Regions from separate parts of the Homo sapiens genome. Here region 2 is linked to region 1. The links are chromatin contacts, found by Hi-C or POLR2A ChIA-PET in ENCODE. All regions are on one chromosome and are shown on one strand. The core of a region is the stretch at or near the end of the contact, and the rest is flanking DNA. Distances in the headings are between cores, read along the strand shown. Region 1 overlaps MAP2K6 (mitogen-activated protein kinase kinase 6). Region 2 holds the start of MAP2K6-AS1 (MAP2K6 antisense RNA 1).

Evidence for each region. A loop is a pair of places that touch in the nucleus more often than their neighbours do. ChIA-PET counts read pairs that join two places held with the same protein, here RNA polymerase II (POLR2A). Pooled maps may share reads with other maps.
Region 2: a map of gastrocnemius medialis shows a loop between it and region 1 (2.1-fold over the local background). The contact joins the promoter of MAP2K6-AS1 here to the enhancer-like site in region 1. A Hi-C loop is called at or near these places in 6 of 168 maps with a recorded cell type or tissue (PC-3, gastrocnemius medialis, heart left ventricle and 2 more) and 4 of 50 pooled maps. POLR2A ChIA-PET finds 5 or more read pairs at or near these places in 6 of 52 experiments (GM12878, H1, MCF 10A and 2 more).

Annotation. Positions count from the first base shown.
Region 1 is chr17:69,444,435-69,451,102 of GRCh38, forward strand. The region is part of intron 1 of MAP2K6 (mitogen-activated protein kinase kinase 6); the gene reads left to right. Among named protein-coding and RNA genes, the nearest start is that of MAP2K6, 33 kb to the left of the region's middle. RefSeq lists enhancers at 3,205-4,185, 4,186-5,167. Within about 2 kb of position 4,082, at least 12 of the 41 ENCODE cell types and tissues checked have a DNase peak (open chromatin) inside an H3K27ac peak, as active enhancers do; they include gastrocnemius medialis, heart right ventricle and psoas muscle, where a contact is called at or near this core.
Region 2 is chr17:69,482,282-69,489,033 of GRCh38, forward strand. It overlaps MAP2K6-AS1 (MAP2K6 antisense RNA 1), which reads right to left and starts at 3,251. Exons shown (of 2, transcript NR_145982.1): 1 at 2,967-3,251. All of the region lies in intron 1 of MAP2K6 (mitogen-activated protein kinase kinase 6), which reads left to right.

The sequences.
Region 1 (6,668 bases), core at 2,832-5,331:
GCTCACTCCACAGGGCCAGAGAACTAGAATCAGAAGCAATCCAGCTGGAGTGAAGCCCCGAAACATATCGAAGGAAGGGGTCTGGTGCAATATAACACAGCTACCACCAGTTCACCAAACTGCTGCCAATAAAGCCTCCCCAACCGGATGGAGCTGCTGCTATCATTGTCAAGTCCCAAAATGGATCCTTTGCAGTCTCTCCATGTCTGCATCACTGGGGACTGATTCTGAGGTTTCAGTGGTTGCCCAGGGCCCACACTTTAGCTGCAATGAATGCTGGGAGATGAGTATCCAGCACTTTAAGCTTCTATAAGGGATAGCAGACTCTGCCTCAAGAGGTGGAAGAGTCACCAAACATAAAAGGGAATGAAGATGGCAAATGCATGACAAACGTCCACTGAACTCTCCAAGTTGGCTGTTGCATACATGCCACTAACTTTCATTTACTGGAGACTTACTGGAAATCCAAAGCACATTTTCTTTTATTTTTATTTTTATTTTTTGAGATGAAGACTCACTCTTGTTGCCCAGGCTGGAGTGCGGTGGCACGATTTTGGCTCACAGCAACCTCTGCCACCCGGGTTCAAGAGATTCTCCTGCCTCAGCCTCCCAAGTAGCTGAGATTACAAGTGTGCACCACCAGGCCCGGCTAATTTTTGTATTTTCAGTAGAGATGGGGTTTCACCGTGGTGGCCAGGCTGGTCTCAAACTCCTGACCTCAGGTGATCTGCCCACCTCGGCCTCCCAAAGTGCTGAGATTACAGGCATAAGCCACCACACCAGCCCCAAAGTACATTTTCATCAGAAAGAAATTTTACCAACTCCGAGGTAGAGGAAGGAAACTTGACTCAGGGAAGTTAAGCAGTGGAGAGAAAACTCTTGGGTCTTAGATTACTTCCTGACCTCAAAAGCAAAAGGGCTGGCTCAGCCTTAGCTAAGTCTGTCTGTCAGTAAGCTAATTCTGGTTCATTTAACAAAAGTGAAATTGTAAATGTGGACAGCCCTGCCTTGATTTGTGAACAATTTTCAGAAATCAAAGATCAAATCATGGATAAATGTTGTTTGGTTCATATTAAAAAGTTAACAAAGAAGAATACATATTTTTCTTGTTTTGTAGATGGGAAAACTTCTGCATATTTAAAGGAAGTAACGTGTTTTGGGCTTACATGACTACCAGTTGGTGAACCCAAGGCTAGGACCGAATCTCTCCATTTTTTTTTTAAATATTCTTCTCACTGAACCATGAGTATTTCCCTATAAGAATTCTCTTTGGGTAACAATGAATTGTTTCTAAAGCCTGCGTCATTAAGAATACTAAAAGAGCTCCTGATTTATGTGTAATAATTGGGTTGACAGGACATACACACTACCTTTATTTCTCATTAATAGTTATTTAGATGAGAGATATGGTGCATTTCTCTAATCTGGCTTGGAAAAGTAAAGCTTGTGCAGGTCTCTTTTTCTTATTTTGAGATATTTATACTATCAGCTTCAGTTTCAAATGCATCAATCTTAGGTTTAGTTCCAATTTACTTCAATTTATTAAAATATGTATTGAACACTGCATAAGAAATCAAATGGGTACACATACACCTAAGGAGTTAAGGGTTTTAAGCAAGAAAAGAAGTGCTTATTTTTTACCCTGCAATAAAGGTATTTTGGGTATGCAGCATGTTGTTTTACCAGCTGCTACCTTAGCGTTATATTTACTTTTATTGCTGTAGTCTCTTCTGGTGATTAATAGACACCAGGATGGGGGAGGGTGGATCTATCATTTGGCCTAAGAATATCAAGAATCAAGCCAATAATTGACAGTTTTCCATTAAGCAACAGAACTCTAGCATTCTGCTAGGGAATGGGAACACAATACAAGGATACAGCCTGGATTTACATTAGTCAACAAGCTTTTTGAGTGACACACAGAAAGCCTAAGCTATACTAAATGTTAAGAGATTGAATTGCTGGATTAAGAATCATGTTACTCAGGCTAAATCAGAAGTAGGACTGGCTGAGCTAAGCCATTTTCTGTACCTCAGTTTCTCCACCAATGTTGATAGATATTTACTGTATTCCAGAGCTCTCATGTGTATCAGCTCATTGCTCCTTCACTACTAACCTATTAGGTATGTGTTGTTTCTTCCTTTCACAGGTGAGGAAACCAAAGTTCAGGGAGGTTAAGTAATTTTCTCTGAAGTCACAGAAGTAGTTAATTGCAGAGTCGGGATGCCAACTTCGATCAGGGGCACTCTAGAGCCACTCAGTCTCATTGCTTCTGCTTACCCTGCCTTTTGGGTATCATTTGAGTACCCCCCACAGACGCCAAAGTACATGCACGAACGCCTCCTCCACCCTTTTACAATTGCTGTGCTTTGAGCTTATTGCAGAATGGGTACTGGAAAACACAATTGCTAGACTTAAGAATAAGGTTTTTTTTTTTTTTAAAGGTATTGAATTATGCAATTATCTGAAGTGGTCATTCATTGGACCACTTGATGTTGTGGATGATTTATATAACTTTGTATTTTATTATAACCTCTGTTTCTTTTTTTTTTTTTTTTTTGAGACGGAGTTTCACTCTTGTTGCCCAGGCTGGAGTACAATGGCATGATCTCAGCACACTGCAACCTCCGCCTCCCAGGTTCAAGCAATTCTCCTGCCTCAGCCTCCCTAGTAGCTGGGATTACAGGCATGCGTCACCACGCCTGGCTAATTTTTTGTATTTTTAATAGAGACGGGGTTTCACTATGTTGGCCAGGCTGGTTTCGAACTCCTGACCTCAGGTGGTCCACCCGCCTCGGCCTCCCAAAGTGTTGGAATTACAGGTGTGAGCCACCACGCCCAGCCTAACCTTTGTTTCTTACATACAAAACAGTTTCATGTAGAAGTAGGTTTGGGAATTGGATTTTTTTAATGTCATTTTTATATTTTTGAGATGGAGTCTTGCTCTGTCGCCCAGATTGGAGTGCAGTGGCATGATCTTGGTTTACTGCAACCTCTGCCTCCGAGGTTCAAGTGATTCTCCAGCCTCAGCCTCCCGAGTAGCTGGAATTACAGGCACCCGCCACCATGCCTCGCTAATTTTTGTATTTTTAGTGGAGACGGGGTTTTACCATGTTGACCAGGCTGGTCTTGAACTCCTGACCTCAAGTGATGTGCCCATCTTGGCCTCCCAAAGTGCTGGGATTACAGGCGTGAGCCACCATGCCCGGCTAGGAATTGGAATTTGATGATTGCATGGAAGGCAGTTGAGTAAAAGGCATTGGAGGAGGAAGGAGATGAAGAAAGAAAGAAATAGAGCAATGGCTTAGTTTGGGCCATTGGGGCATTCAGAAGGGTGAGCATTAGTGGGCCAGGGAAGAGACAGTTAATGAAGGTGTACTAGGAGTGAGCAGGAGCTGAGGGACGCTTATTCCTAGCGGGGAGCCTGTGCTGGGGAGACTTGCTGAAGGAGAGACTGGGCTGAGTCCAGGGGAGTGCAGAACTGCCAGACTGTTGAGGTCAGTTGGCAAACAGGGCTGTTTCAACCCGAAATTGAGAGGCTGCATCTGGAATACAGCAGAAAGAGGACTGAGCCGTTCTTGGGGTAGAGATGAAGGGAAGTCAGCCCGTTAGCCTGGGACTGAAACAGGGAGGCATCTTTAAATGCCTCTTCTATCAATAAACCCTGACAGACTCACCTAAATATTGTTACAGCGTTTCCCTAATTTGTCTTGTTGTTTCTAATGTATATCCCCAGGACCCCTTACCCCACTAGCAATGGCTCAATTATCTAGCCCTGTAGGGAAATATTGTAATATGGTTTTGTTTTTGTTTTTTTTTTTTTTCAAATTCAAGTTTAGTTTTCTGAGTGCAGAGGCCTAATTTGACTCTGTTTTTCACTGGACTCTTTCTAAAAAATCACTGTCTTTTTTTTCTTGTCACTTAAATGTAGTCTAACTTTTTATTTAGGAAACACAGTCATTTTGCTTGTCTGCAGTGCATGGAGAGTCCGTTAAGGTTGCTAAGGTGCGGACCTTTCTGTTCCCAGCCCGAAGCTGGAGGTCTGTGGTTCCCCCATGGCTGTCTTGCTGCTTGCTGCCGAGTCTGCCCATCACTGCCTTGGCCTCACTCCCAGTTGCAGCCGGCCCTGGCCAGGGCTCTTTTCATTCTCCATTGTATTTTCTTTCTGCTTTTTTTTTTCTCAGCCACATCTCCACTCTTGACCCCCTGTGGCTCACTCTTTTAGCCATCCCCAGGTAATGAGAAGGCTCCTTCTCCCTGGTCAGTGAACTGATTGTTTGCGGGGCCGGATGTCCTCCTGCTGCTTTAACTCATCCTGGCGCTTTGCAGCATTGCTCAGAGGGATTTGTCTTCATTGCCGGAGGTGGAGTTGCCTTTCCTTTTTCGCCTCTCTTTTCTTCTGTCCTTGGGATTCATGGCATTTCCACACACTGAAGTTGTTAAAAATAAAGGCTTCCTTGACAACGGAGGTGTTAGTAGGTGTAGGGCTGGCTGGGTGTAGCTGTTGCAGGTGATCAGCCATGTGTGGCGTGCCAAGGTTAAGGGCAAAGGCCGGCACTCCCGGGTTACAGTCTTTGAAAGGGATACTACCGATCTTTCGATGACAGTGGAGAAAAGCTGTAAAGGAGCGTTTTTCTCTTTCTTTTAGCATTATGAAGGGCATGGATTTTGGAGCCAGGCTACCTGGGTTCAAATCCCTGCTCTTCCACTTACTAGCTGTGTAGTCTTAGGCAAATTACTTAACATCTCTGTTTTTTAATCTGTAAAATGGGGATGATACTGGTATCCAGGACATAGAGTTAATACTAGTATTATATGCTATATAATATACATCATATAAATGTTACATATAATATATAGTACATAAACTATACATAGATAGTTAATATATGTAAAGGCTTTAAAAAAGAAGTGGTATACAGCAAGCAGGTGCTGTGGAAGAGTTTACTGTTATTTTTCTTTGTTTTGCAGAAGTTTTTTTGTGTGGGGAGGTATATTTGAGTTAAAAGCAGGGATGATTATTACTCCTCAGAGTCCTCTGAGGTGTTGGTTGTCCTTTCTTTCTTTTTTCTTTCTTTCTTTGTCTTTCTTTCTTTGTCTTTCTTTCTTTCTTTCTTTCTTTCTTTATTTCTTTCTTTCTTTCTTTCTTTCTTTCTTTTTCTTTCTTTCTCTCTCTTTTTTTTTTTTTTTTTTTTTTTGAGACGGAGTCTCGCTGTCGCCCAGGCTAGAGTGCAGTGGCGCGATCTCGGCTCACTGCAGGCTCCGCCCCCTGGGGTTCACGCCATTCTCCTGCCTCAGCCTCCTGAGTAGCTGGGACTACAGGCGCCCGCCACCTCGCCCGGCTAATTTTTTGTATTTTTAGTAGAGACGGGGTTTCACCATGTTAGCCAGGATGGTCTCGATCTCCTGACCTCGTGATCCGCCCGCCTCGGCTTCCCAAAGTGCTGGGATTACAGGCGTGAGCCACCGCGCCCGGCCTCTTTCTCTCTTTCTCTCTTTCTTTCTTTATCTTTCTTTCAAGATGGAGTCTCACTCTGTCACCCAGGCTGGAGTGCAGTGGCGCGATCTTGGCTCACTGCAACCTCCGCCTCCCAGGTTCAAGTGATTCTCCTGCATCAGCCTTCCAAGTAGCTGGGACTACAGGTGTGCACTACCACACCTGGCTAATTTTTTTTTTTTTTTTTTTTTTAATAATTTTAGTACAGACGGTGTTTCACCATGTTGGCCAGGCTGGTCTTGAACTCCTGACCTCAGGTGATCCACCTGCCTCGGCCTGCCAAAGTGCTGGGATTGCAGGCCTAAGCCACCACACCTGGCCTTTCTATTCTTATTTTAAAGATACAGCATTTTACAAGCAGTAGGCACTGCATGAATTCATGTAGTTTGATTTAAAAATGAATCACAATAAAGTACTCGGCTTGACTCTGAGTCTGAGGCAGTAGCATCCGAAAAGGTTGGTCTCCAAGTTGCCTGGCCAGGAGGTAACCAGATGGTGCACCTGCACCCTCCCCTTGGACCAGCAAAAATTGCTCCTGTTTCCACAAGTGCTTTTTTCCTTGATACAGAGACCCTTGGGTTTGGGATGAAGCCTTAGAGGTCATGCCCTGTCCCAGCCTTCATCCATGCTTTGCCTCTCTGAAACAATCTGGAAGTAGGACGTGGGAGGTCAAACTTATGATTCACATTTGGGGCAACGGAATGTCTTTTCCTTGAGACATTTTTAAGACTTGTACTTCATGATAAAGTTGAGCTAGGAAGTGGGGCCAATTTTTTTTTTTTTTTAGTTTATTCATTAAACACATCTCATGAGTATACTTTTTGCCAGTTACTAAAAATATAAATAAGACCCTGCCCTCAGAGTAGTTACAGTCTAGACAGTAGAGTTTTGTAAACAGAAATATGTAATAAAATATAAGAAGAGCACTATGATAGAAAGTATTTATGACACATGCAGACACACAAAAAGGAGGGTTCTGCTTCACCTTTGAGTGAAATGGGATGGGTGGAGGTGAATCCTGAAAATGTTTATGGAAGAGATTTTATGTGAGCTGGATCCAGAGCATTGAGTAGGTTTGCATGAGTCAGACAGGGAAAGGAAACATACTCTAGACAGAGAAAACAGCGTGAATAAGGGCACAGAACCTCAGCGCATCCTGGAGGTCTGAGAT
Region 2 (6,752 bases), core at 2,001-4,500, 37 kb after region 1:
GCTTTTATGGTATGTGATTTATTATTTTTTTAAACTTAGTTTTCTGAATAGGTACTATATTCACTTGGTTCAAAAATTGCAAAAGTTTATAAAGGTTTACAGTAGAATGTCTTTCTCTTATGTTTATCCACCAGCAACAGTGTGCCTTCCCCATAACCAACTGATATTACCAGTTTCTAATGTAGTCTTCCAAAGATATTTTATGCATGTATAAGCAACTCCATTTGTGTATTTTTTTTTTTGCCATTTTCTTATACAAATGGTAATTTGTAGTCTTCTGCATCTTATTTCACTTAATGTATTTTGGAGATCGTACCACATCAATACATAAAAAAAACTTCTACATTCTTGTTTTGGCTCCATAGCATTCCATTGTTGAATGCCCTGTTCCTCATTTAGCCATCTCCTGTTATTAAGACAGTTGTTATTACAGACAATACTGTGTTTAAAAAACTTGTACATACATCATTTTGCATGAGTGGGAGATGTTATATCTTTATATCTTTAGTATATATTCCTAGTGGTAGAATTGCTGGGACAAAAGGACTATGCATTCATAAGACAGATTTTTGCCAAGCGTTCCTTCAAAGGACTTTACCAATTTATATTTTCACTATCATCTTATGGAACTTTTAATGACGAGGAGATGGCAGTAGTTTCCAAATATATTAGACCAGGCCCTAATTTATTAATCTAGTGATGACTGTCTTCATGAGGGCTTGGCAGGAGTCAAAGCAAAAATCAGAGGACATCTCCCATAGATCAGGAACAACATAAGGATGTCTTTTCTTGCAATCTGTGTTAAACATTGTACTGCTAGACAAGAAAATGAAATCAAAAGGATCCACACTGGAAAAGAAGAAGTAAGATGATCTCTGTTTGTAGATAACACAAACAGATCTCTGTTTGTAGATAGAAAATTCTAAGGAACCCACTAAGAAAACTATTAGCACTTACAAGCAAGTTCAGCAAGGGTGCAGGATACAAGATTAACATACAAAAATCAATTGTATTTTTATACACTAGCTATGATCAATTTGTAAATAAAATATGGTGAAATAATTTCCTTTATAATATCCTCAAAAAGAATAAAATACCTTGGAATAAATTTAACGAAAGAAATGCAAATCTTATACTCTGAAAGCTACACTGTTGAAAGATTATTAAAGAAGATCTAAATAAATGCAAAGGCGTACCATGTTCATGAGTCAAAAGACTTAATATTGTTAAGATGGCAGTAGTTTCCAAATTGATCTGAAGATTAAATGCAATTCTCATGAGAATTTCAGCTGACTTCTTTGCAGAAATTGATAGGCTAATCCTGAAATTCATAAGATAATTTAAAGGCCTCAGAATAGCCAAAACAACCTTGGAAAAGAATGAACTCGGAGGAATCACACTTCCTGATTTCAAAACTTACTGAAAGCTACAGTAATCAAGACAGCGTGATGCTGGATTAAGGATAGACACAGACAAATGGAATAGAATCGAAAGTCCATAAATAAATCCTTGCATTTACAATCAGTTGATTTTTGACAAGAGTGCCAAGACAATTCAGGGGGAAAGGAGTAGTCTTTTCAACAAATGTTGCTTGGACTGCTGGATATACATATGTAAAAGAATGAATTTTGACCCTTACCTCCCACCATATACAAAAACTACAATTAACCAAATACTTAAATATAAGAGCTAAACATGTAATACTCTTAGAAGAAAACATAGGTGTAAGTTGTCATAACCTTGGATTTGTCAACGATTTCTTAGATATAATAGCAAAACCGTAAGCACCTATGAAAAGATAGGTAAGTTAGATTTCATCAAAGTTAAAAATTTTTCTGTGGCAAAGACACAATCAGGAAAGTGAAAAGGCAATTGACAGAATGGGAGAAAATATTTATAAATTATGTATCTGATAAAGGACCTGTATGTAGACCATGTAAAGAACCTTTCATTTAATACTGAAAAGATAACTAAAAAAATGAGTGAAGGATTTGAACAGACATTTTACCAAAGAAGATCTATAAATGGCCAATAAATACGTAAAATTATGTTCAGCATCACTGATTATCAGGGAAATGCAAATCAAAACCCCAGTGAGATCTACTTCACATCTAGGATGACAATTGTAACAAAAACAGAAAATAACAAGTGTAGGTGAGGATGTGGAGAAATTGGAACCCTTTACATTGCTGATGGGAACGTAACATGGTGTAGCTGCTTTGAGAAACAGGTTGGCAGGTTCAGGAAAGGTTAAATATAGAGTTACTGTTGGACCTAGCAATTTCACTCATAGGTATATACTCAAGAGAATTAAAAACGTATGCTCACTCAAAAAACTTGTACATGAATGTACTTAGCAGCATTATTTATAATAGCCAAAAAGTGGAAACAATACATATCTGATGAATGAATAAATAAAAGGTGGCACAGGTATTCTATACAATGGAATATTTTCAGCAATAGGAAGGAAGAATTACTGATACAAGCTACAACACAGATGAACTTTGAAAATATTTTGCAAAGTGAAAGGAGCCAGTCACAAAAGTGCACATATTGTATAATTTCATTATATGAAATATCTAGAATAGGCAAATCTGTAGAGACAGAAAGTAGGCTAGTAGTTGCCAGGGGCTAGAGGGAAGGGTAGTGTTGAAGGAAAAGAGGGAGTGACTGATAATGGGTATGGTGTTTTTTATGTGGGTGATAAAAATGTTCTAAAATGGATTGTGATGATGGTTGCACAGCTCTGAATATTCTAAAAGCCATTGAATTGTACAATTAAAATAGGTGAAATACATGTTAAATAAGTGAATAGGTAAATTATATCTCAATAAAGGTATTTTAATAAGAGTCAGAGTGCAAAGGTAATGTCATGGACCAACTCTAAAATTAACAATTCAAACTCTTCAGTAGCAAACATTCTAAAATCTCTAGAAAAGTATCCCATACTCACATCTCATACTCACATGTGTCCACTGAGACTCGTGGGTAGTTCTTGAGATGGGAACCACTTCTGAGTCATTTTTTTTTTCAGGTTTTAGGATGAGCAACTTTGGAACGGAGGAGGCCTTTAGAAGAAAGAAGGAAGTTTTAGATCATGCCTGCAATTCAGCCTTGCAGAGTTGTTTGCCTGTTTGAATTTTCTCTTATCTCTATGGAACATTGACTACTTCCTCAGAAGCTTATACACTGTTAGAGTACTGGGTAAAATTTCATTTGAAACTACGGGAACTCCTTTGCTGACCTATTGTGGCTGTTCCTAATGTTTCTTGGCTTCATGCTGCTTAGGACCCCATGGGAAATCTTGGCAGAACACCCTGTTATACATCTATACTGAGTGCCTCTCACAGCTTCCCTTCACATCAGATTTTTCTGTTTGTCACCCGCTTTTGCCCCTTTTCCTTCTTGTCTTAAAGAGAGACATCCTTCACTCCTGTCTCTGAGGCTACCTGTCTCCTGTGTTCTTGATCCCACGTTGTCCCTTGGGACACTGCTTCATCATTTCTGTGTACCTCTCTGGCCTCTTTTGACCCTTTCCCTCATGGGCTTTTTTTCTTGGCTTGACAGTTGCTCAAATTTCCCATCATTTTTTAAGAAAGTAGTAACAAATGTACAAAAAGTCCCAAGCATCAAAACTTTCCTTAGATGTTTATGTCTTTCTCAATAGACTACAATCTTTTTATTTTCTCACAGTCAACTTTTTTTTGAAAAGTCTGTGTATTTTCCTATTTCCATTTATGTAAACTTTGAATGAAGAGACCAGAGTTACAAAGCAAAGAGCCTTGTGCTAAAATTAAGTCTAGAACATATCATACTTGGAAGCATTCTGCATGTGAAGGAGAAGTGGGGTGGCCACAAGGAGGAGAAGGCATTTTCTAAATTGTTTTTCCACGTTGTGGTACTTGAAGCCCAACGACTGTAATTAGACTCGTATTCTGGCTACAGGGCTGGATGCAGTGAGAGTGTTATTTGGTGTCCCACTTTGTTTGTTTATATTTTAGGCATTGGAGAATGGACCAGTTTCTTGGGGGAGAAAGTACCATTCTTGAGATTAAGAGATGGAAGTTCTCCCTGTACAGAAAATGCCCTGAGAGAGTCATCAAGATGTATTTGGTTAAGTGTGTTCATTTCACTTTGAATGTTAAGGTTTCTGGCATGAAGCCAGATTTCAGAATCTCAGTGATCTTGAGTGTTTAGTCTAGTCTGAGACTGATGAGTGTTCTACCAGGAAGTGAGAAGCATCAGGTTGAGAATATCATTGGGATAAGGTGAGCAGGGAATCCATTAAGGGACTAAGAGCCCTTTACTTTGATATTGAGAGGGGACACTGCCACACATGATACAAACAGCACTGATCTTGCTCAGCATCTGCAAATAAGGATCGCAGACACAACTTTTCAAATAGTCACTTCAGCCTTACCCTTCTGCTAAAGTAATTTATGTCAAGTAGGGAATAGGCTTTTCAATGTCATCCAAACCCCCTGCTTAGGGAAGGGGCATTCGTTTGTAAACACACTACAGAGCTATTGAAGAATACAAAACTTGGTGACCTTATCTGTAAAGCTGGTGTGGTACCCTTCTCAAACACCAGAGCACCGTTTAGTGAGAAAATCAGCTAGTCGATTGCCCAAACGTTTTCCATTTTAGCATCAGAGGAACCAAAGTCCAGGAAGGTGAAAATATGTTGGGCAAAGGTCGTGGCAATTTAGTTTTTTGATTGAGTCTAGATCTCCCTGGATAGACCTGGGTCGTGTCAAAACAGTTTCTGGTAAACAGTTTTATAACCTGCCTCTGTGATCCAGAAGAGCCTGGACATGTGAGTAGAAAGCCTGTACAGTGGATTTAATCCTGGACTTTTTCCTTTGGATACCAGAATTTATATATAGCCCTGACATAGTTCAGCAATAATCCTTACACGAGCTAGTGGAAACAGACTTGTGATGAAGAGTAATTTCAGCTGAAGGACTAAATACAATTATATGGGAAAGCCGACTGCTTACATCTGTACAAGCTCTGTGTATGTGGACAAGGTCCTCGAAACAGAGGAAGTAATACCCCATGCAGCTGTAGTGATCATTAAATTAAGCAATTCGTGTGAAATGCTGAGAACTGTGCCTTGCATGTAACACATACGCAATAAATTCTAGGTGCTATTATTATTCTCATGAGCAACCACTTGTTAATAAGAAGGTACCTGCCAGAAACGGCAGTGTAGCTGATGGGTAACTTACAGCGTTCATTTATCCCAGACATATTTATTGAGCATCACAGCCTATATTGATTTGCTCCTTTAATGCCACCAAGGTAGATATTGGTTTTCCCATTTTAAGGGTGAGGCTTACATTAATAACATCCCAAGTTTTCACTGCTAATGACGGGCTTGGTCCTTTCCCACTAGGTCTCTTTTTCACAGGGTCTTGTTGTGTTGTTTTCCAATTTACTACATATAACTTTGTTGGAGACTTTAAAATCATCTGACTTTGTATAGATATGAGTGGGTACTTCCTTCAGTCTTTAATTCTGCTTCCCAATAATGAAGACTTGTGAGAATTTCCATCAATAATATTTACTTAAAATCAATCCAATAAAAACCTACAACTTAAAGAAAATCTTATGAAATTACTGTATGCAGGAAATATTACAAATTACCTCCTCATATTTTTGATTAGCCATTAAAATCAGTTTGGGAATTAAAGAGCTTCTGTATAGCAAAAGAAACTAACACTAGAGTAAACAGACAACCTACAGAATGGGAGGAAATATTCTCAAACAATGCATCCAACAAAGGTTTAATATCTAAAATCTATAAGAAACTTAATTCAACAAGCAAAAAACAAATAACCTCATTAAAAAGTGGGCAAAAGACATGAACAGACACTTCTCAAAAGAAGACATACAAAAAAATGCTCCACATCACTAATCATCAGAGAAATGCAAATCAATACCACAATGAGACAGTGAGAATGGTTATTATTAAAAAGTCAAAAAATGAGATGCTGGTGAGGCTGTAGAGAAGAAGAAATGCTTATACATTATTAGTGGGAACGTAAATTAGTTCAGCCACTCTGGAGAGCAGTTTGAGAATGTCCCCAAGAACTTAAAACAGAGCTACCATTTGACCTAGCAATCCCATTGCTGGGTATATATCCAAAAGAAAAAAATTGTTCTACCAAAAAGACACATGCCCACATATGTTCCTTGCAGCACTATTCACAGTAGTAAAGACATGGACTCAACCTAAATGCCCATCAGTAATAGACTGGATAAAGAAAATGTGGTACATATACACCGTGAAATACTATTCAGCTATAAAAAAGAACAAAAGCATGTTCTTTGCAGGAACATGGAGGCAAGCAAGTCAGTGCAGGAACAGAAAAGCGAGTACTGCATGCTCTCACTTAGAAGTGGGAGCTAAACACTTATGTCCACTTCGGTACTCGTGGACATAAAGATGGCAACAATAGACCCTGGAGACTAGTAGAAGCTTGAAGGAGGGAGGGGAGAAAGGGTTGCATAACTAACTGTTGGATACTGTATTCACTACCTGGGTGATGAGATCAGTCCAAACCTCAGCATCATAAAATATACCCATGTAACAAACCTGCACATGTACCTCCTGAATCTAAAATAAAAACTGCAGTTATAGAAATAAAATAAGGCTGAGTGTGGTGGCTCATGCCTGTAATCCCAGCACTTTGGGAGGCTGAGGTGGGTGGATCACCTGAGGTCAGGAGTTCGAGACCAGCCTGACC